Linked DNA regions of Homo sapiens: region 2 is linked to region 1. Evidence: chromatin loops called from intact Hi-C (ENCODE). Cell type or tissue: PC-3. All regions are shown on one strand. Links, peaks and the distances in the headings refer to the core of each region. The heading gives the core; the rest is flanking DNA.

Region 1 (11,880 bases), core at 2,559-7,558:
AATTTTAATTAGCCAGGCATAGTGGCACACACCTGTAGTCCTAGCCACTCAGGAGGCTGAGGCTGGAGGATGGCCTGAGTCCAGAAGTTTAAAGCTGCAGTGAGCTGTGTATGATCAGGCCACTGCACTCCAACCTGGGCAACAGAGCGAGAACCCATCTCTAAAAACCAGTAATAATAATATTTAAAATACAGTAAATGCCAGGAGAAGACAATATGCTCAGGTTGCAGTGGGAGCTTGGCAAAACCATACCTAACCCAGCCTGGGAAGCACATGGGAGGCCTCTGCCATAGGGCAGAAAGCTGCTGCAGTGAAATCCATTTAATTGGAGAATGGAGCAGAAAGGGCAGAAGATGCAAAGAAGCCCTGCTGTCTATAGAATTTGCGAAAATAAGATGAAGCAATAGTTTGCCAGCAGCAAATAACTACACAGATATGAGCTATGAAATTAAGTAAGACTCATCAAGGCCACCCACAGCTGCTGCGTTGCAGACGCCAATCCAGCATCCTTACGTTACACCATTCATTTATTTCAATCATTTTCCCCATAGGTTTATATCTAGACATTTCCATAAACCCAAGTAAATTTTTTATTATGCGTGTAGGCATCCTATAAAGAGTAGACTCTTACATTGTCTACTTTCCAAGCCATTCTCTGTCTTGACTACGCATGAGAGAATCAGCCAGGTTTATCCCAGACTGGCTAATAAGACTCTGGCAAGGAGAACTCAGGCATCAATGTTTTTGATGCTTCCCAGGTGAACTTGAGAATCTCATTTATCAAAAAGTCAAGAATGAATGGTGCGCACACACACAGACAAAAAATTCTTCAGTCACCTCTGGTTTATGCATTTTTAGAAAGGCTCCAGATAATATGAAATCTATTTGTTTGAGCCTTGACTATAATATGATTCTTTTAGGAAAACAGATTTACTGTCTAAATGATACCTGGCTCAGATTAATTCTAGTTTGTCTCTTTTTTTTTTTTTTTTTTTTTTTTTTTGAGACAGAGTCTCACTCTTGTTGCCTAGGCTAAAGTGCAATGGTGCAATCCTGGCTCACTGCAAACTCGCCTCCTGGGTTCAAGCAATTCTCGTGGCTCAACCTCCCGAGTAGCTGGGATTACAGGCACCCACCACCATGCCCAGCTAATTTTTTTATTTTTAGTAGCGACAGGGTTTCACCATGTTGGTCTGGCTGGTCTCAAACTCCTGAGCTCAAGTGATCTGCCTGCCTCAGCCTCCCAAAGTGCTGGGATTACAGGCGTGAGCCACGGTGCCCGGCCTAGTTTGTCTTTTCTAAAGATGCACTGGCTGAAGGGAGGCGGGGACGTTCCTAGAAGTATGATGGGTGACAGAGAACACACTATTCAGGTTAAGAATGCTCTACAGAGAGACTATAAAGTAGAAACTGTAAAGATTACAGGGGAAAGAGGGCATCTGATGGAACGCAGGCATGGATAAGATAATATTTATATATCTTTATGTTTAACAAAAGTTCTAACATGCTTACTGTGGTCCTTTGAAACTGATGACAGGCACACAACAGGGTGGACACATATGGTTTAACAAACAAGTCTTTTTTATGTATTTATTTCCTTTAATAATATAGAAAGACTGTGGGGAATAAGAACTTTAAAAATATCGAATATGCCTGGTAGATGCTGCCTTAAGTGAAGCAAGACTCCTGATATTCACAAGAAGAGACAATATAAAAGGAAATTGAAGACCGGGCATAGTGGCTCATACCTGCAATCCCAGCAATTTGGGAGGCCAAGGCAGGTGGATCACTTGAGGTCAGGAGTTCAAAACCAGCCTGGCCAACATAGTGAAACCCTATCTCCACTAAAAATACAAAAATTAGCCAGGCATGGTGGCACGCGCTTGTAATCCCAGCTACTCAGGTGGCTGAGGCAGGAAAATTGCTTGAACTGGGAGGCAGAGGTTGCAGTGAGCTGAGATCGCGCCACTGAACTCCAGCCTGGGTGGCAGAGTGAGACCCCGTCTTAAAAAAAAAATAAAAATAATAAAGGAAATTAAGCATTGAAGAAAACACAGAAGCCGTCTCCTCTACCATACATCGAAGGGCGCATGGTGACAGAGCTGTTGTCATTTCAACAGTATTTCTGGGCTTCCCCTGTTCTCTACATCCTTGCTACTTGAAAAAGAAAGAGTGAGCAGAGGACATAACTCAGGAGGGACTCCTACTTTAATTTTTACTGGGGTGGGCAGAGACTACGCTGAAGAAATGACATTTGGGCCAAAAGGCAAAAGATAAGGAGCCTTTCAGAGGAAGAGCTTTTCAAGCGAGAAAGCAGCAAATCTGAAGTTCCTGGGACAGGAAGGGACTCGTCATGCTTCAGAAACTGAAGGAGAAAAAGAATGGAATTTGCAGGGGGAAGCCGGGGTCAGGGCGGGCTGGGCATAGAGAGCTGTGGAGAGAAGGTAGCTGTTGTTAAAACCACAGCATGAGCTACTGCAAGGGTTGGCAGGATCTGAGTGGGTGCTCTGGTTTGGAAGGGGCAGGGTAGAAGTGTAGCCCTCATGTAAGAAGGCTACTGGAATGGTCCAGGAGAGGGAGGATGACAGCTTGAACCTCGCGGATGGCAGCGGAGATAGAGGTTATCAGGTGGAGTCAAGGTCTTCCAGAGGTAGAAGCAACAGGCCTTGGAGACGGATTGGAAATGAAAGCAGGGTGCAGTCTGGAAGAGAAAGGGGTCAGAGATCAAGTCCAGGCTTAAGCCAGAAGGCTTAAGCACCAGCTAGAGGGGTATCATCTTCTCAACTGATGTCAGAGTTCAATGCTCGAGGTGCTGTGTTTAGGGGCATGCAGGAGAGTATTATGAAACGTGCAGGAGAGTATTATGAAACGTGCCTATGACTAAGTCCTGCGAAACCGTAGCATTTTAAGAGGACTCCTACCCGTGGTTTAGGGTAGAATTCCTCAGCCTCAACCCTAGTGACGTTTTGGGTAAGATACTTCTTTGTTGTAGAGGCTGAGCTGCATATTGTAGGATATTTAGAAGTATCCCTGGCCTTGACCACTGGACGCTTGTAGCATCCTGAATTGTGACAACTTAAAATGTTCCCCAGGGAGCAAAAGTCACATCTGGTTGACTAAGTTAAGTATACTTTTACAAAGTCTTTAATAAACTGGTGCCGGTCTTCTGTCTCAAAAAGTTCACGGGCAGGCCAGAGTAAGAGCTTCACAAATCATTTCAATTTTCTCATGTTCCGGCTTTGTTGACAAGCACCTAAAATTGACTTTAAAAAACCAGACCTAGTATTAAGGTGGATGCTGCCTCATCGAATTAGAAAACAATTGGAGTTATACTAACCCCAAAATACACAAGATCTTGAAAAATCTTTATCCTTTGTCTTTTGACAACAACATAAACCCAAAATAGAGCAGTGAGTGGATATAGGTGTTAGCTGGATTTTCCCCTGTATGTAAATATTTCATAGCTCAGAGTTATGGGATGGTGTTTATTTCAAATAACATTTGTAAAAATATCTCTAACCCAAACCAAAATGCCATAAGAGTCCTTTTTTTCCTAAGTAGATGCTTAAAACAAATTCCCGATATTTTTGTTGCATTTCCAAAGTATGGCAGTAAGTATCAAAAGTTAGTGCAAAAATCTTTAAATATCTATTTTTGTTGTTGTTGTTGTTTTGTCTCGTTCTGTTTTGTTTTTTTGAGACGGAGTCTCGCTCTGTTGCCCAGGCTGGAGTGCAGTGGTGCAATCTCAGCTCTCTGCAAGCTCCACCTCCAGGGTTCAAGTGACTCTCCTGCCTCAGCCTCCTGAGTAGCTGGGATTACAGGCGCGTGCCACCATGCCCAGCTAATTTTTGTATTTTTAGTAGAGATGGGGTTTCACCATGTTGGCCAGTCTGGTCTCAAACTCCTCACCTCAAGTGATCCACATGCCTCAGCCTCCCAAAGTGTTGGGATTACAGGCATGAGCCACCGTACCTGGCCGTAAGTATCTATTTGTGTTTGTGACTATTATACTAAGTTATGAAGTCCAAGAAAGAACTTGGTTATTCTCCTCTGGCAGCTTAGTGAAGGAGTAAAAGCCATAAAATTCACTTAATTAGGCCACGGTGGATTCTTTTCATTGTAGAGTCACTATAAAAACAGCCAACAATTATTGGTTCGATGTTGTTCAATGGCCTTCTCTCTCATAAAACATGTGTCTAATAACGGCAGCTAATGCTAGTACCTATCAGTGTGGAAAGGCATGTTTCTGACTTTACTATTTAATGTGTAATTATAGAACAGGTGCTACAATTTAAGAACTGCGCTGGGGGCTGAGCTACAACATGAGTCTTGCCAAGGTGCTATTCTCACCAAGGTGGCCACTAGTGTAAACACAGACAAATAGACCAGCAATGACAATATAGCTCAGGGATGCCACACCCCTAGGCCCACATCTGTCCTGCTTCTCACCTGCTCAAGGTGACAGGACTAAGGAATCCTAACACACCTTTGCTGCCGTGGCTGGACATCACTTCAGAATCCAGCTCGTCAAAAGCCTCTCAGCCAGGGATTCTCAATCTGGAGCAGGCATCAGAATCACCTGGAAGTTTTATTAGGACACTGATTGCTGGGTCTTAACCCCAGAGCTTCTGAGTCAGTGACTCTAGAGTGCAGCCCCCAGTCATGCTGATGTTGCTGGTCCAGGGACCATACTTTGAAAACCAGTGTCTAGGCAACCACCACTGATCAAGCCACATCTGATATAAAAGCTAGCTACCATCTCCGAGATGGTACCACCTATGCTAAGATGAGAATGTACAGGGAACCACTAGAACAAAGGAAGAGTCCCTCACTTTGGTCTGGGAAAGACAAGGAATCAGGAAATCTTCCAGGAGGAGGTAGCACCTCAAGTGATCCACCCATCTCGGCCTCCCAAAGTGCTGGGATTACAGGCGTGAGCCACTGTGCCCAGCCAAGCCCCTTTATTTCAAAAACACAATGTGTTCTTCCAATGGTTCATGAAAACTAGAAACACAAAAAAATGTTAAAGGGTGTTTTTAAAAATTAAGGTTTGCTTGAAAGAGATACTCTTATCTTTTTTACGTCTAGTAAGGGGTATTGAAATACAGCAGATATGGAGAACAACATCGACTTGGAACAGAAGAATGACCCCTAACAACTTAGAGCTTAGACAAATTTGAGAGTTTACAAAGACTGCCAGACAGGATGTTATGTTAGAAATACATTTAAGCGATATTAAAATAAGTATTCAAATACAAAATTTTGAAGACAGGAAACTTCATAATATTCATGTTAAATTCTCAGGATCCTCTGGACCGGAAATCATTGTATAATGCCTAAGATATCGTGGCAAACAAAATTTTACAAGCAAATAAAATGTACTTTAGTTCTCACAACGGTCACCAATCTTTATATACCCTTAGTCCTCTGCCAAGTGCAATTAAAGCCACTTTATGCTTACTGATTTCCTTATGACACACACACAAGAACCTAAAAGACAACATAAATTCGTCTGATAAAAAGTGAGCCTAAAAGCTCCATCTAGAGCACTGCGAGAGGAGCTCCATCTAGAGCACTGCGGGAGGAGCTCCATCTAGAACACTGCGGGAGGAGCTCCATCTAGAACACTGCGGGAGGAGCTCCATCTAGAACACTGCGGGAGGAGCTCCATCTAGAACAATGCGGGTGGAGCTCCATCTAGGACACTGTGGGTGGAGCTCCATCTAGAACACTGTGGGTGGGGAGTGTTGGCTCCGCTATACCATTTCCTCTTGTAATTTTGGCTTCTTTGTCATGAGCTTCTTTTTCAAAGTTGGCTTTTAGAGCCCATTGGTTACTGATATTTACTGATTTTCAGTTTTTAAAAAGTCTATTCCTTTAAAAATGCTCTAAAGTTTGTCAAACCTCAGGGGTTAGATACCTTTTTGAATGTCAGTAGTTTTTCTGAAGGTTTAACATCTATCAAAATAGAGAAAAAACACCTTTAAAATAAATAGGCCTCATTTAAAATTTTATACATCTTCTAAAGGGACCTATATAGTATCCATTGTGTAGACATGACAGTACTGGATAAAAGTGAATATTAGTCCCAGCCACTTGGGAGGCTGAGGCGGGAGGATCCCTTGAGCCCAGGAGTTTGAGGCTGCAGTGAGCCATAATTTGACACTGCACTCCAGCCTGGGCAACAGAGCGAGATCCATCTATAAAACAAGACAAACTGAATACGGAATGAACAAAATAAAACCTATTGTCTATCCCTGCTACTGAAACACATATATTTTATTGTCATCTGGACCTACAAAGCTTGAAATGATTTACAACCTGTACATTTTAAAAATTGGAAGCTTATGACAAATGAGATCACAGAGAGGCATGGAATTACAATGAGAGGGTATCCTATAAAACATCAGGTCCATCATTTGAAGCACGAAAAAATCGGAGCTTAGAAAATTAACTGGCCGTGCATGGTGGCTCCCAGCACTTTGGGAGGCCAAGGCGGGAGGATCACATGAGGCCAGGAGTTTGAGATCAGCTTGGCCAACATGGTGAAACCCCATCTCTACTAAAAATACAAACAATTAGTCGGGCGTGGTGGTGCCCATCTGTAATCCCAGCTACTTGGGAGGCTGGGGCATGAGAATCGCTTGAACCCAGGAGGCAGAGGTCCTGGTGAGCCGTGATTGTGCCACTGCACTCCAGCCTGGGTGACAGAGTGAGACTCTTATCTCAAAAAAAAAAAAGAAAGAAAGGAAAAGAAAAGAAAATTAACTGCTCATCACTGAACTGAAAGTTAGGAAAAGAGTACCCTAACCCAGTTCCTGGCACCACCCACTCCCCCAAACCCTGCTTCCCTTGTGTTTCTCATCTGTCCCATGGGGATAATTCCTGTCTTGCCAACTCCCAAATGAGGAGATTTTAAAACTATAAAGTGCTTTAAAAATGTAAAGAATTGCTATTATTAGCTGAGGTCAGCCAGCCCATTCAGTGACTCACCAGAGCTGACATCTCCTGGGCTTGTTTCCCAAAACCAGGCTGCTGTTTATTACAAATCATAGATATTAAAGATGGAAAAAATATCACAACACAGCCCTTTTAGGAGAATAGGAAAATAAATCCTCCTTCCACTCCCACCCCCAAATAAAACAAAATGCTTGGCAGATCCAGGAGTTTCTATAAGGAGCTTGAATATACAGGAAGTCCACAAATTACAAATGATTTTGTGTTCCAAGAGTTCATTTCTGGGTGGGTTACCAGATGAAATATAGGACACAGAGTTATATCTGACATTAACATAAAGAACACATCATTTTTAGTGTAAGTCAGTCCCAAACATTGCATAGGACACACTTATACTAAAAAAAATTACTCATCATTTATCTGAGATTCAAACTGAACTGTGTCCTGTATTTTTATTTGTTAAATTTGGCAACCCTATCTCTGAGTCATTTGGATCGATTTTCCAACCTTCGGCTGTGAGGTCTCGGAAAGAACCCTCGCCTTGTGAGTCTGGAAACACGACTGCAATTTCTGGTTTTGTCAATTACTAGTTCTGAGACTTCAGGCAAGTTATAATTCCTTTGCTTGCAAAAAGAGACCAGGAAATTAATACACCACGGGACTAAGTGGGTCAATATAACATGTGGAAATACAGTACATTGAGCACAAAAGCAGCACCACTTTGTTATACTACCCTACACACATGAAAAGAGTGATTTGGTTTTTAAGTCAGGCCACACAAGCCAATTTTAAAAGTCGGTTTTCCACAAGAAATTCCCTGGCTTTAGCAAGTTCCTATACCATACAAAGCGCCCCTTTCCCACATCTGAGAACGTTTTGAGCCATGTATGGTGGTCTTGTCCACTAGGCAACCCTGTATCAGCCCTCCACCCTGTCATCTTTGTCCATAAAGCACGGCTTGTGACTTTGCACAAATGCTTTTTTTTGCTCACATGTACATACTTTGTTGCCAAAAAATAGTGGATTATTTTACATAAATTAGTGCAAACTAAAAGGCTGATACCAATGATAGGAAGCACTGGCTTCCGAAGCGTTTCCAGCATCCCCAAACAGCTCCTTAAACCCAATCCTATGTTGCAATTCCCAAAACTGTGTCTCCAACCTAGACTTCTGAATCACCAATGCTTGACCCCCGACCACACCTAGGTGTCCCAGCAACTCAAACTAAACATGATCAAAGCTACATTCATCTTCTAAAACTACTCCTTGGTCTCAGTGATGCCATCACCTTTAGTCGCTTATGTTAGAAATTTGAGAATTGTCAACAATTCTCTTCTTTTACATCTTCAAATCCAACCCATCACCAAGACCAGGATTCCCCTTGTGAAGTGCGGCTCCTACCTTCCAGTTCTCATCCCCACTCCCATCATCGGGCCCAAACCCCCATCCTCTCTCTCTCATGGACACTGCAGCAGCCTCCCAGATTTCCTCTCCTTGCTTCTGGCCTCATTCCCTGCCCCCACCCCCATCCCCCACCAACAACCAACCCATTCCCCATATCGCAGTCTCTGGATTATCAAACAAAACCAGGAATCAAATCACATCACGCCGCTGCTTAAAAATGTTAGTGACTTCCTATCAGGTTCTCTGCAGTTTGGTGCCTGCCTCCCTTATCCCATGGTAGCCCCAGCATCATGTCACACCCAGTATTCTGGCCTCTCACAATTCCTAGAGCACAGCACTAAGCTCTCACCCACCCCAGGGCCTTTGCACATGCGGTTCCCATTGACTGGACCACTCTTCCCCTGACTGGTACTTTCTTATCCTCTAGGTCTCAACTTAAGTATAACCTCCTTCAAGAGACCCCACTCCCTGGGCCATTTTTTAAATTATGGTAAAATGGACAAAGCATAAAATTTACCATTTTAACTACTTTTATTTTATTTATTTTTTTGAGACAGAGTCTTGCTCTGTTGCCTAGGCTGAAGTGCAGTGGTGCGATCTCCACTCACTGCAACCTTTGCCTCCTTGGTTCAAGCAATTCTCCTGCCTCAGTCTCCCGAGTAGCTGGGATTACAGGCACGCACCACCACACCTGGCTAATTTTTGTATTTTTTAGTAGAGATGGGGTTTCACCATGTTGGCCAGGCTGGTGTCGAGCTCCTGACCTTAGGCAATTTGTCCATCTTGGCCTCCCAAAGTGCTGGGATTACAGGCATGAGCCACCGCGTCCGGCCTTATTGCCTTCTAAGTGATATTAAGTGCATCCACATGATTCTGCAATTGCTACCACCACCCATCCCTAGAAATTTTTCATCTTCCCAAACTGAAACTCAGGGTCCATTAAAAACTAACTCTCCATTCCCCACTGGCTCCAGCCCCTGGCAACCACTGCTCAGTTTTCTGTCTCTGAACTTGACTATTCTGGGCACTTCATATAAGTGGAATCACAAAATATTTGTTTGTCCTTTTGCATCTCATTTATTTCATTTAGCATAATGTCTTCAAAGTTCATCCATGTAGCATGTATTAAAATTTCCTTCCTTTTTTCTTTTTCTTTTCTTTTCTTTTTTTTTTTTTTTTTGAGGCAGAGTTTCACTCTGCTGTCCATGGTGGAGTGCAGTGGTACAATTTTGGCTCACTGTAAACTCCGCCTCCTGAGTTCAAGCGATTCTTGTGTCATAGCCTCCCGAGTAGCTAGGATTACAGGTGCCCACCACTGCACCTTTTTGTATTTTTAGTAGAGACGGGGGTTCACCATGTTGGCCAGGCTGGTCTTGAACTTCCGGCCTCAAGTTATCCCCCAGCCTCGGCCTCCCAAAATGCTGGGATTACAGGCATAAGCCACCGTGCTCAGCGAAAATTTCCTTCCTTCGTAAGGCTGAGAAACATCCTAATCATATGGGTACACCAATTTTGTTTATTCATTCATTCGTCGGTGGATGCCTGGGTTACTCCTAGGCCATTTTAAAGTAGGTCTTCATTATTCTCTTAGAAATATCTTATTTTTCTTTAAGGCCTTTATCACAGATTATAATTCTAATATCAAGTTGTTTCATATCTCTTTTGTTCAATATTTTGTTTAGTCTCTATCTCTCATCACACTCTCAACAACCCCATAAGCTCCCTGAGGGGAAGGGCATGTCTGCTTTGCTCCTCACTGTGTTTACTGCCAGCACCTGGCAACGTAGTGGGTATTTAATAAGTAATTGTTGAATCACTGAATGAAAGAAAATCACTAGGCCACCTGAAGGCCCCTTGTCTTTAGAGTCACTGTGGACCATGTAATCAATTGTGAAGGTGAGCCAATGCATACTTACATCCACACACACATATTTGTAGCTCTCTGGGCACAAAACATTCCTTTTATAACATGTCAGTCTATTTGCAACTAGCACACATTTCCATGGCCTGTGCTTTTTTTGAAGGATGTATTACGTGCACCAGTAGCTAGTGTGTTTGGCAATATAAAGAAATTAAGTATTGACAAATAATACAATAAGGATGAAATTTTATTAATTTTTTTTTTTTACAATTAAAAAGAATTGAGACAGGGTCTTGCCACGTTGCCCAGGCTGTTCTCGAACTCCTGAGCTCAAGTAATCTGCCCACCTCAGCCTCCCAAAGCGCTGGGATTACAGGTGTGAGCCACCACACCCGACCGTAATATACATGAAAAACATCATGCTAAGTGTAAAAAGATGATCACAAAAGACCACATATCATACGATTCCATTTACATAAAATGCCCGGAATCGGCAAACCCACAGAAGCAGAGGGTAGATGAGAGGCTGCCAGGGGCTGCGGGGACAAGGCGATAAACCAGGCAGAGCTAAAAGGTACAGGATTTCTGTTAGGGGTGATGAAAAGGTTCTGACGTAGATTGTGGCAACAGTTGCACAGCTATGTAAATATACTAAGAACCATTGAATTGTATATTTTAAAAGGCTGAACTGTATGGTACATGACTTAGATCTCAATATAGTTGTTTAAAACAAAAAAATCCATGTGTATGGAGATGGGGAGTGGCTGGAAAAAGCTTAACCTCCCAATTAGGCAAAAGACAAACAGGATAGGGAGGGGGACTAGGGGCTTGTGAGTGGCAATAGCTGCAGCAGCAGCCCTGGCAGGACAGCCTGTGGGTTACAGACCGCCCTCCTGTCAATGAAGTCAAGTCCTCTGCTTCCTGAAAACCGCCTCTTTTTTCTAACAATGTTCTTTCCCCCAAACTAGGAAGACAGGCTGATGGTAAACACAAAGTTCTCTGAACCAAAGCCTTATATGTATGTTTCTGAGGAGGCTCTTTATAACCTAGTTGCAAGCAATCTGAACACAGCCCAGCGAATTTCCAGCTTTTGAAACTCAGATTTCCTTTTGCGACCCAGGTTCTGCTGAGAAAGTTATCTTTGGCTCCTCTCTCTCTCACACCCCACATCCCATCTGTTCGGAAGTCCTGTTGGCATTTCGATCTATCAAAATAAAAGTTGCACGTATGCCTGTGTCCGATCCCATTCTCTCTGTGTCCTTTCTCCTCTGTCTTTCTCAAGAATCTGACATCTCAGCCCCACAGCTACCATCCTGGCGGACACTACCACCCTGGGAAAAGCTTCCACCCTCACTTGCCTGGCTTTGCCTCCTGCTTGAACTCCCGGATTGGGAGCCTTCTGCCTGGACTGGTCTTCACACAGATCACACCACTCCAAGGAGCAATGTCCTGCACTGAGCCATCTTCCAAGAAATCAAAGCCAAAGTCTTTACATAGCCTGGCAAGCCCTGCAAGACCTGGCTCCCCTTCCTCTCTGCCCTTACCTCCTTCTTCTCCTTCCCTCCCCCACTTACTCTTTGGAGGAACAGCTAGATAAGCCAAGCACTCTTACCCTAGGGCTTCTGCAGCAAGTTATCTGTCCCCTCTGCCTGGGACAC
Region 2 (11,880 bases), core at 6,707-11,706, 92 kb before region 1:
CCCAAGTCAGAAGGACTCACATATGTGAGCCACGTCCTCAGCCCCTCAGTGCCCTACCATCTTCACTGATACTTCTTATGAGAAAAGGCACTCACGGTGCCTACAAGTAGGAAGTATATATGCATGTCCCTATATCATTTTAAACAATTGTGCTATTAAGTATATTTAAAATAGCACTCTATTTGAATCTAGTATTAGCCTTAATATTATCTCTAAATTTACATAAAATTAAATTTCTAAATGTTTCAGAAAATTAGAACTGAAATCAACTTTTAAAACAATTGGCTGGGTGTGGTGGCTCACACCTGTAATCCCAGCACTTTGGGAGGCTGAGATGGGCTGATCACCTGAGGTCAGGAGTTCAAGACCAGCTTGGCTAGCATGGTGAAACTCCATCTCTATTAAAAATACAAAATTAGCTGGGAATGGTGGTTCATACCTGTAGTCCCAGCTACTCGGGAGGCTGAGGCAGAAGAATCACTTGAACCCGGAAGGTGGAGGTTTCAGTGAGCCAAGATCGTGCCACTGCACTCCAGCCTGGGCGACAGAGTGAGACTCTGTCTCAAAAAAACAAAAACAAAACCAAAAACACAATTGTAGGCCGGGTGTGGTGGCTCACGCCTGTAACCCCAGCACTTTGGGAGGCTGAGGCAGATGGATCACTTGAGGTCAGGGGTTCGATACCAGTCTGGTCAACATGGTGAAACCCCATCTCTACAAAAAAGCAACAACAACAACAACAAAAATTAGCCAGGCATGGTGGTGTGTGCCTGTAATCCCAGCTACCCAGGAAGCTGAGGGAGGAGAATCATGTGAACCTGGGAGGCGGAGGGGTTGCAGTGAGCTGAGATCGCACCACTGCACTCCAGCCTGGTGACAGAGTGAGACACTGTCTCAAAAACAAAAACAACAAAGAAAACAAACAATTGTAGTGAAATACACATAATAAAATTTACCATATTAACCGATTTTTTGTTTGATTTTTTTGAGTCAGGGTTTCACTCTGTCACCCAGGCTGGAGTGCAGTGGTGCAAACCCAGCCCACAACAGCCTCGACGTACCCAGGCTCAGGTGATCCTACCTCAGCCTCTCAAGTAACTGGAACTACAGGCACACACAATTTTGCTCACTGCAACCTCCACCTCCCGGGTTCAAGCGATTCTCCTGCCTCAGCCTCCTGAATAGCTGGGACTAGAGGCATCCACCACCACGCCCAGGTAATTTTTGTACTTTTAGTAGAGATGGGGTTTCATCATATTGGCCAGGCTGGTCTCGAACTCCTGAGCTTGTGATCCACCCACGTAGGCCTCCCAGAGTGCTGGGATTACAGGCATGAGCCACTGTGCCCGGCCAGAGATGGGGTTTTGTCATGTTGCCCAGGCTGGTCTCAAAGTCCTGGGCTCAAGGGATGTGCCTGACTCAGCCTCCCAAGGTGCTGGGATTGCAGGCGTGAGCCACTGCACACCAGTCAACCAATTTTTGTTGTTGCTATTTTGAGACAGGGTCTTGCTCTGTTAGCCATGCTGGAGTGCTGTGGTGTGATCTTGGCTCACTGTAGCCTTCAACTCCCAGGCTTAAGGGATCTTCCTGCCTCAGTCTCCCAAGTAGCTGGAACTATAGGCATGCAGCACCATACTCTGCTAATTTTTAAAAATTTTTGCTTTGTTACCCAAGCTGGTCTAGAATTCTGGGCCTCAAGCAATCCTCCCACCTTGACCTCCCAAAGTGTTGTTATTATAGGCATGAGACACTGCACCCAGCCCATTTTAACCACTTTTAAGCATACAGTTCAGTGGCATCAAGTATATTCACACTGTTGTGCAGCTGTTTCATCTTGCAAAATTGAAACTCTGTACCCATTAAACAGTAACTCCCAATTCCCCTGACTCCAGCCCCTGGTAACCATCATTCTGCTTTGTCTCTATAAATCTGATTATTCTAAGTACTTCATATAAGTAGAATTATACAACATTTGTCCTTTTGTGACTGGCTTACTTCACTTAGCATAATGTCCTTAACCCATTTATGCCTAGTGTTCCATTATTGGAACGCTAAGCATGTGGGAGTTATTTATATCCTACTGCTCAAGGTCATCACCAAGTTCTGATTGCAAAAATTCAAAAAATTGCAACCTCTGGCATAAACGAGTTCAGGTTCATCTGTGTTGTAGCATGTGTCAAATTTTCCTTCCTTTCTTAGACTGAATAATATTTCATTGTGCGTATCCACATTTTATTTATCCATTCATCCATTGATGAACGCTTGGGTTGCTTCTATCTTTTGGCTATTGTGAATAATGCTGCTATGAACATAGGTGTACAAATATCTCTTTGAGCCCCTGTTTCAGTTCTTTTGAGTATATAACCTGAAGTGGAATTGCTAGATCATATAGTAATGAGACTTCTAATTTTTTTTTTTTTTTTTTTTTTTTTTAGACAGAGTCTTGCTCTCTCACCAGGCTGGAGTGCAGTGGTGTGATCTCAGCTCACTGCAACCTCTGCCTCCCGGGTTCAAGCAATTCTCCTGCCTCAGTCTCCCGAGTAGCTGGGATTATAGCTGTGCGCCACCACCACACCTGGTTAATTTTTGTATTATTAGTAGAGACGGGGTTTTGCCATGTTGGCAAGGCTGGTCTCAAATCCCTGACCTCTTGGGATCTGCCCACTTCACCCTCCCAAAGTGCTGGGATTACAGGCCTGAGCCACCACGCCTGGCTGTGAGCCCACTTCTGGCCACTGTCCTCTCCCACGCATGTGTCCCCAGTGCTGTCCATGGTGCTCCTCTGGTGCTTAGCTGGAGAATGGCCCTAGCAGCAGGACTCTGCATCGAGAGGGCACCAGCAATGCCAGGAGACAGGCTATAGTCCAAGTAATGACCTGCACACGGCAGGCAGCCCCACTCACCCAGAAAATGAGTGACGGCTTCCACTTACCATATATCTGCCCGTTGATACAGCACTTTTTAAAGGTCATGATATTTTGTGTGAGTGTCCCCGTCTTATCAGAGAAGATATAATGGATCTGCCCGAGCTGTTCATTGAGTGTGGTGGTTCTAGCTTTTGCGGGTGTGTCCTTCTCAGCATAGTACATTTGCAGGTCCCAGTTGATGAAGTGACTCTGTCCAAGACGAATCACTTCCACGCTAGGAAGACAGAAGATTATTTTCCGTAGAGAGCTCGGATACGAGTGGCAAGTAGTAGAGATTTTATTCTCATTGTACAGACGAGAGCAAGCTGCTTATTTACTGCTATGGTCTGAATGTTAGAATCCCCCTCCAAATTCATATGTTGAAACCCAATCCCCAATTCAACAGTATTGAGGTGGGGCCTTTAGAAGGTCATTAGGTCATGAGGGCTCCACCCTTATGAATGGGATTAGTGCCCTTATTAAAGTGGCTCAAAGGAGCTTGCTTGCCCCTTCTGCCATGCGAGGACATAGCTAGAAGGCACCGGCTGTGCCTATAAAGCAGAAAGTGAGCCTTTGCCAGACCCTGAATCTGCCGATGCTTTGATTTGAGACTTCCCAGCCTCCAGAACTCTGAGCAATAAATTTCGAAGGTCTTTTGTTATATCAGCCCAAACTAAGCCCTCTACAAGGAGACAAGCCCATGCACTCAGCCTCTGGTTTCTCCTAACCACATGCATCATTCTCAGGCTTCAGGGTCAAGCTGATTTTAGACAAGTAATTTCCACTCAAAATTGCTCAGTGAGATTTCCCACTCACTCCTGGGCACATTTAGCCAAGGCACCCATGTTCAGAATACACAGCCCAGCAGAATGGAAGACACAGCAACACTGCAGACAGAGCAGTGGACACAGCAAGCTTGACTCTTCCCCCATTCCCCATAGCACCCAGGGGCACTGGAATGGCCATGTTCACCTTTGCCCTAAGTGGTAGGGCAGAGGGAGTGAGAGTACCCTAGGGTACAGACTCCACTGTGCTCTCAAACAGGGCAAAAGGCTTTTGGCAAATACCCCAAATCATGATCCCTAAATTATGATAAGGTTATAGAATATCCAAAATAAGATATTATAAAAGGATCATCTGAATTTTAAAACTATAAGGGACATTACCTATCTCAGTTATAAGGAAGCTGTTTACATAGCCAGCAATTGTTAGGTGGGCCAAGGAAGTCCTTAACAAGTTAAACAGATGGAAAAATGATGCTCTCCCCACTTCTCTCCCTTCCGTAAGTATTTCCTAAGTGCCTACTATGTACCAGATACCATTCTAGGTGCAGGGGACATGTCTGTAAACAAAACAAAGTCCTTTCTCTTAAGGAGGTTACTTTCTAGTAGAGACAGACAAATAAATTAATAAAGAGAGGCTCTATCAGAGGTGAAAGTTCTCTGCAGAAAATCAAAGCAGGGGGCCAGGTGTGGTGGCTCACGCCTGTAATTCCAACACTTTGGGAGGCCGAGGTGGGCGGATCATGAGGTCAGGAGTTCAAGACCAGCCTGACCAACATGGTGAAACCCCGTCTCTACTAAAAATACAAAAATTAGCCAGGCATAGTGGCATGTACTTGTAATTCCAGCCACTAAGGAGGCTGAGGCAGGGGACTCACTTGAACCCAGCAGGTGGAGGTTGCAGTGAGCTGAGATCGCGCGACTGCACTCCAGCCTGGGAAACAGAGCAAGACTCTGTCTCAAAACAAAACAAACAAACAACAAACAAACAAACAAAAATCAAAGCAAAGCAAGGTAAGGAGATATGAAGATCTCCAGGAAGGAGAAGTGGTCAGAAACAGAATGAGTCAGGAAAGGTCAGGGTAATAAGGTGTTGTCTGAGTAAAGGCCTTTGTAGTGAAAGGGGAGCAGATAGATACCTATGTAAGGAATGCCCCTGGCAGAGAAAAGAGCAGGGACAAAGGCCCTGTGCAGGAAGAATATCAAGGGGCCAGAGTGGCAGAAGCCCAGGGAGGTGGGCTGAGGTGCAGAAGGTACGGGCGGAGTGGAAGGCTGAGCACCAGATCACACTTGGGGCCCTGGGGTTGGGTTTATTCTGAATGAGGTTTGAAGTCAAAGCAGAGATACTATCTGGAAGAACTTGCTCCAGCATGTTTTCAAAGGACCTTTATCTCCAAGAAAAAAGAAATCGTATTTGTCACATGACATACCTTTATATAAAATTATGTATACAGTTTCTTTTATAATACACATTGATGGTTTTAGGCAAAATTATCTATGTAATAGTTCCCTTGACAAAGGTAACACTCAACTCGGTTTTTCTCAAAGTAGCTGTGGAACAGATGGCTGCCCCAGGGCTTTCCTTCATGTTAAAAGAACAACAGTAACTACATGTAATCAAATTAAAAATAAAGCAAATGCACATATAATGACACTAAAATAAAATAAATGCCTCTAATTATAGGTGTGTATGTGATTCCTATGTCTCTGGGCTATTCTTTATCAGAACTAAGAATGAACTCTGGCTGCTGGGTTTATTCCAAAGCACTATCCCTCCCAAAAAGGTCTCAAAGTCAGTTTGGCCAAGGGCAGTGAACTTTCATATTAAAAAGAGAAAAAGGCCGGGTGTGGTGGCTCATGCCTGTAATCCCAGCACTTTGGGAGGTGAGGTGGGCAGATCACCTGAGGTCAGGAGTTGAAGACCAGCCTGGCCAACTTGGTGAAACCTGTCTCTACTAAAAATACAAAAAAGTAGCCAGACATGGTGATGGGCACCCGTGATCCCAGCTACTCAGGAGGCTGAGGCAGGAGAACTGCTTGGATCCAGGAGGCAGAGGTTGCAGTGAGCCTAGATCATGCCATTGCATTCCTGCCTGGGCAACAAGAGTGAAACTCCATCTCAAAAAAAAAAAAAAAAAAAGTAAAAGTAAAAAATGAAGAAGTATCACCAAATCAGCTGCTTACCACTTATCGGAGATATGCCCCTGACTTTGTTGTTGTGGTTGAGATTTGAGATGAAAAAGAGAACATTTTGAGAGGTTGATGAAGGACAGGGAGTTTCTTTCCTACTAGGAGGTAGTGGCCGGAAAGCACAAGTTCTCCACCTTGGGTGTGGCAGATGATAATAAAGGCTCAGATAAGAGGTGAGGACCACTTCCAAAAGGGAAAACTAAGTTTTTCCATCACCTGCTAAATCTTCCCCTCCTCCCAGTCCCTTTCTGAAGTCTGGGCTTTGGAACCCGGTGAGAAGGGAACCTTACTAATAAGACAATGACTACAGGAGTAGCAATCGATCTTTGAAATTCCCTACCCTTATCTGCAAACAGGATGAGATAAAAGGTGCCTGGCACAGAGTGGATACTCAAATGTTAATTTCCTTTTCCTCTCTTACCCTCAATTCTGAAATGAACGTGATTTTCTTACCTGTTCTTTGTGACCTTTGAAACAGTGATCACTAGAAATGAAGGCACTATGTTGGGAGAAGGTACAACATTCTTCCATTAAAGCAAAATGCCAGAGAGGACAGCCTTACCTGACATAGAGAGAGATGGGTACCATGGTGTTGAGAACAATGATATAGCCCCAGAAAATGAGGAATCCACGGTAGGAGGGTGTATCGTCTTCTCCATCATAGAGGTACCAAGAGGAATTGCCCACCTGTGCTTCCCAATAAGCATGGCCGATGGCAAGACCAGCAGAAAGCAGAATAAGAACAACAAAGATCTAGAAGACAGAAAACATTTAAATGCATTCTGAAGATGGATTTCCAACCTCTTGCATTTCCTAGATGCTAATTAACCTTACTCAATACTTCATATGATTGAGAATTTAGTAGTCTGAAAAATAATATATGTCAAATAAAAACAGCACTATCATAACGCTTTGAAAGTCTATTTGATTGCTGCAATTGACTGATGTATCCTACATCTCCCATAGAAGGTAAGGTTTTGTTCCCAAAATTATCTCTCCAAAGAGAAGGTGGTGTCTTATATTCAAATCCTTGAAGAATCTTATATTACAGGGCATTCTCTCAATTACGTTTACTTTGAACAATAACATACTGTTTGGGGAAGATATCTTACTTAGCATGAAACAACTTCCAACAAGGCTGAACTGGAAAACTGGAATGCTTATAGAAGATATTCAACAGATTTTTTTTTTTTTTTTTTTTTTTTTTTTTAGACAGCGTCTCACTGTATCACCCAGGCTGGAGTGCAGTGGTGCCATTGTGGCTCACTACAACCTCCACCTCCCTGGTTCAAACAATTCTTATGCTTCAGCCTCCTGAGTAGCTGGGATTACAGGCACGCGCCACCAAGGCCGGCTAATTTTTGTCTTTTTAGTAGAGACGAGTTTCACCATGTTGGCCAGGCTGGTCTCGAACTCTTGTCCTCAAGTGATCTGCATGCCTCAGTCTCCCAAACTGCTGGGATTACAGGTGGCCCTCACCCAGCCAGAATTTTTTTTTCAGGGCAAGAAAATTTCACCTATATTTGGGCGATTATTCCTTAAGGTGTAATGTCATAAGTATTGCATGACATTGTAAAATAAGATCACTTAAGAAGCAATATGATAAGTATTATGTTGTAGAAGTTATGAGCATATATTTATGGAAGGAATAAAAAGTCAACCATCCTAGTGGTACTTGGAGATTCGCAAGTGGGAATAAAATTTCCAGAGACAAATTTAAATTTCTGGACATGGAGTCCAAAAGTGCTATATCTCACAACTTTGTCGTGGAAAGAGCAGAGTGCCAAACAGGCTCTTTGAGAGTGGATAACCACAACCATGACACCAAAGATGAATGTGAAAAGTTCAAATACAATTTTCATGAAATGAGAAAGCAGGGGAAAATGTTTCTTAAATTATTATTTTTATGTGATTTTAAACATGTATATGCAATCAAAGAATAAGTTTTAGAAGTATGCATTCAAATTGAATTAAATACTTGAAAAAATTTTTCATTGGGAAATAGAAGGAGTGCTTAATATTTGGGGTCACCACGTGGGCAGAAAAGAGCAAACATAGCAGGTCTGAGACTGCTTCCTCCGAAGGCCGGCTTGCAAGGTTCGCCCTGGGCTGGTATCTGGTAACTTAGATGTTTGGAGGATTTCCCAGTTATTTTTTATTCTCTGATAAGAATAGCTCATGGGCCGGGTGCAGTGGCTCATGCTTGTAATCCAAGCACTTTGGGAGGCCGAGGCAGGCAGATCACTTGAGGTCAGGGGTTCGAGACCAGCCTGGCCAACATGGTGAAACCCCGTCTCTACTAAAAATACAAAAATTAGCCAGGTGTGGTGGCAGGTGCCTGTAATCCCAGCTACTTGGGAGGCTGAGGCAGGAGAATCACTTGAACCTGGGAGACGGAGATTGCAGTGAGCCAAGATCATGCCATTGTACTCCAGCCTGGGCAACAAGAGTGAAACTCAATCTCAAAAAAAAACAAATAATAATAATAATAAAAAAACTCATGATGCCTAACTGTGCAAACAGCATGGTTTATGCTGACCATCTGCATTCTTTTGGGGAGTCTAGAGTTTTTTTGTTAAAAACCTTTGACACTGAGTCTCTCATGAGCTTCCCTGGTATAGACAACATTTCACATGTGGTGTCATTAATTGCTGCTGGGAGAATTAAGTGCCTATTGTGTGTGTGGTTTGGTGGGGAGTGGGGGCAGGACGGCCGACTTTTGGAAGCTTGTGCCTGGTTTCCTTTGCACTTTGCTCCATGAGTCTTTGGTGATCTTGCTCTGTGTCCTTTTGTTGTAATGACTCACAGCTGTGAATACGACTATGTGCTGAGGCCTATGAGTCCTTCCAGTGAATCATCAAACCTGGGAGTGGTCTTGAGTGTCCTCGACATACTTTATTTTTAGCCTTGCCTTGTATTTGGAGCTATACAGTATATGTTGGGGGTGCTGGGGGAGGCTTGCTTCTAAGAGAACTGCCTCTATGGGAAAGTAACAGCAATGAAATCAACCCTACATTGACTTCAGGAGTCCAGCTTCACTAATTTATCTAGGGCTTCCTGGTTTTCCAGTTCCCGTCATCAAAGCACTCAGGGCACCCTACAACCGAAATTTCCCTTCCCAAGGGAATTCTCCTGTTAAAAGTGTGGCATTTCTGAGAAAAAGTAAGGCATTTCTGGAAAAAAAAATCCCTTCTTCCTGCATTTGAAGCTTGGAGTGCCCAATAATTTTTCTATTCCACCTAAAGAGGTAAGATTTTGTATTAGAAAAACATACGATAATATTAGTGCAAAAGACAGCAATCTAGATGAGAGATCTACTGAGATGAAAAATAAATACCGTGTAAACCATGTAGTTCATCAAGTAATCAATTTTAGTTCTTTTAAATCTGGTTTTCCCACTATTCTTCATTATTTTAGTGTCAGCACCTGAAAATGGAAAATTCAATGTAGTCATCAGTTGGGAAAAATCAATTCACTAGCTCACCAATAAAATTACTCTTCTTGGCCAGGCATGGTGGCTTACGCCTGTAATCCCAGCAGTTTTGGAGGCTGAGTTGGGCGGATCACCTGAGGTCAGGGGTTCGAGGCCAGCCTGGCCAACATGGCAAAACCCTGTCTCTACTAAAAATACAAAAATTATCTGGGCATGGTGGCACATGCCTATAATCCCAACTACTCTGGAGCCTGAGACAGGAGAATCACTTGAACCCAGGAGACAGAGGTTGCAGTGAGCTGAGATTATGCCACTGCACTCCAGCCTGGGCTACAGAGTGAGACTCTGTCTCAAAAAAAAAAAAAAAAAAAAAAAAAAGCTCATGATGCTATTACTCTTCTTTTGGTTTTGATGGACAAAGGACAGAAAAGCAATCCCCTCTAAGTCTTTAAAGATCATAGCTGATTAATTTCCCAAGAAACTCTGAACGTACCTGCAAAAATGACTAAGCCGTGGCAGAAATCGGTGTTCCTAATTACACAGCCACGTAACAAAATTTTATCAGCATCCAAAGGAAAACTTGTGTTTCTCCAAAATAGTGTTCCTGTAAACTTATCTAGTCTGTTATTGGGTTCTTCACATTCAATAAAACCTTTTAAAAATATAAGATTCACATAATTAATCACATACAAAAGTCTTTCTGGTTTTAATCAATAGGAATTGAACCAAGCAACTAAAATTTAAAGCAAAGTAAGACATGTTTGGTACAAACCATCAAATGTAGCCAATGTATCTTCTCTTTGGAGGTACTGGTCTGTGATTTCAAGTGACATCTTAAATTTTAAATTGGTTTCTCTAAAGGAATGGGGAAAAAATGAATTAAATGAACAAATTTTTGAGTTCAAAGTGGAAGTTAATCATCCAAAGTTACATTAGCCATACCTGGACATGAAGCCTAAATAATTAGCTGTTTCTATTTTCAAACTCTGTTCACCTTGGAACTTCAGGTTTGGAAAAGGTTATCCCCTGAAGTCGAGAAAATTTCTGACCTTGGGAAATGTTGGTTCCCTTCACTGTTTGTTGTTGTGAAGGTTAGGACAGAGGTACCCACAAACATCCTTCTCATTAACTTTAACTTTACCATCAGCTAGGACTACCAAAGTGCTGTTTGAAAATGTAGTGTCTAATATTTAATCACATTAAAATGATTCTATAACACATATTTGTTACAGAAATTCTGTTTCGCCTCTGTCAAATTCTTTTCCAGAGTGAATAACTGGATCACATGTTTTTGAAAGACAATTTTATTTGGAAAAGGAAGTCTTAGCTTTACTCCCAACTGCCCCACCATAGTGCAAGGTAAGGTCGTGGGTGGGCACAAGGGCAGGCCGGGGCAGGTGCTCTCAAGGGTGAGGCTGCCGTCTCACGACTGAAGGCTTTATATAGGATTCACGAATACTCAGGAATTTTCCCTAGGGAAGTTCATTCTCAACCTCACCATTCTGTTCTGGCAGGGCATGTTAGGATCTTATGTCTTTGTAAAGCTTTAGAATCTCTCATGGAAATAATAGCAGTTTTATAGTTGAGAATAAACAGTCGGGCGCCGCGGCTCACGCATGTAATGGCAGCACTTTGGGAGGCAGAGGCAGGCAGATCACTTGAGGTCAGGAGTTTGAGACCAACCTGACAACAGAAAGCTCTATCAGGCAACTGCCCATAATCCAATTTGGGTATAGCCTCGGGGCCTTAAAGAGAATGCAGTGTCTTTGTCAGTTAAGCCTTTACAATTAAGAAGTGGTTAATTGGTTTTTAACCAATTAGCCTGTACAATTAAGAAGTGGTTAATTGGCTTTAAGTATTTTTTTCCGCCAAAAAAAAAAAAAAAGTGTGATAGATTTCCAACAGTCAATTGCCTGATCTATGAAGCAATGACAGCCCTAGTTTTCAGTCTCATGATTTCCGCTCTCTGTAAAGCAGTGTATGCACATCTGGAGCGTGAGGCGCGAGGAGCAGAGGGAGCAATGTCCCGACTCTACCACTTACTGTGTGACCTTGGGCGGGCTGCTGCACCTCCCTGGGCCTCCGATTCCTCATGGGTAATACAGACGAATAATATTCGTCTCACATGGTCGTTTAGAGGATTAAATGAGCTAATATGTAAAGTGCCGGCAACCTCGTGAGCACTCAATAAATGCCTTGAAAACTGGTCAGAAAACTGGTCAAAAACAGAACTTCATTCTCTTTTAAATGATAGCATAGTAACCAAAACCAACACAAGGAGAATTCAAAATTGCCTCCTGGGGCCAGCTGCTGTGGCTCACCCCTGTAATCCCAGCAATTTGGCAGGCCAAGGTGGGCAGATCACTTGAGATCAGGAGTTCGAGACCAGCCTGGCTAACATGGTGAAACCCCATCTCTACTAAAAATGCAAAAATTAGCTGGGTGTGGGGGCTGGAGCCTGTAATCTCAGTTACTCAAGAGGCTGAGGCAGGAGAATTGTTTGAACCCAGGGGGTGTGGAGGTTGCAGTGAGCTGAGATAGCACCACTACACTCCAGCCTGGGCGACAG

The links. Peaks named below come from ENCODE experiments on the same cell type or tissue, not always from the same donor. Only the 100,000 strongest peaks of a DNase experiment are listed, where the experiment ranks them.
Region 2: a loop joins it to region 1, with 1.9 times the contacts of the local background. A loop is called at or near these places in 1 of 110 quality-filtered maps.

What each region holds. Positions count from the first base shown.
Region 1 is chr18:57,781,828-57,793,707 of GRCh38, forward strand. The region is part of intron 1 of ATP8B1 (ATPase phospholipid transporting 8B1); the gene reads right to left. LOC124904310 (a long non-coding RNA gene) reads left to right here. Exons shown (of 2, transcript XR_007066388.1): 2 at 1-5,393. Among named protein-coding and RNA genes, the nearest start is that of ATP8B1, 16 kb to the right of the region's middle. In PC-3, for the core only: a CTCF peak has its summit at 5,564; DNase peaks (open chromatin) are centred at 6,994 and 7,464; H3K4me3 peaks cover 1,175 bases; H3K27ac peaks cover 2,927 bases.
Region 2 is chr18:57,685,367-57,697,246 of GRCh38, forward strand. ATP8B1 (ATPase phospholipid transporting 8B1) reads right to left here. Exons shown (of 28, transcript NM_001374385.1): 9 at 10,084-10,166; 10 at 9,805-9,963; 11 at 9,216-9,304; 12 at 6,441-6,631; 13 at 2,933-3,141. Among named protein-coding and RNA genes, the nearest start is that of ATP8B1-AS1, 61 kb to the left of the region's middle. RefSeq lists an enhancer at 8,321-9,520. In PC-3, for the core only: no CTCF peak of the experiment used is centred there; a DNase peak (open chromatin) is centred at 8,705; H3K27ac peaks cover 1,661 bases.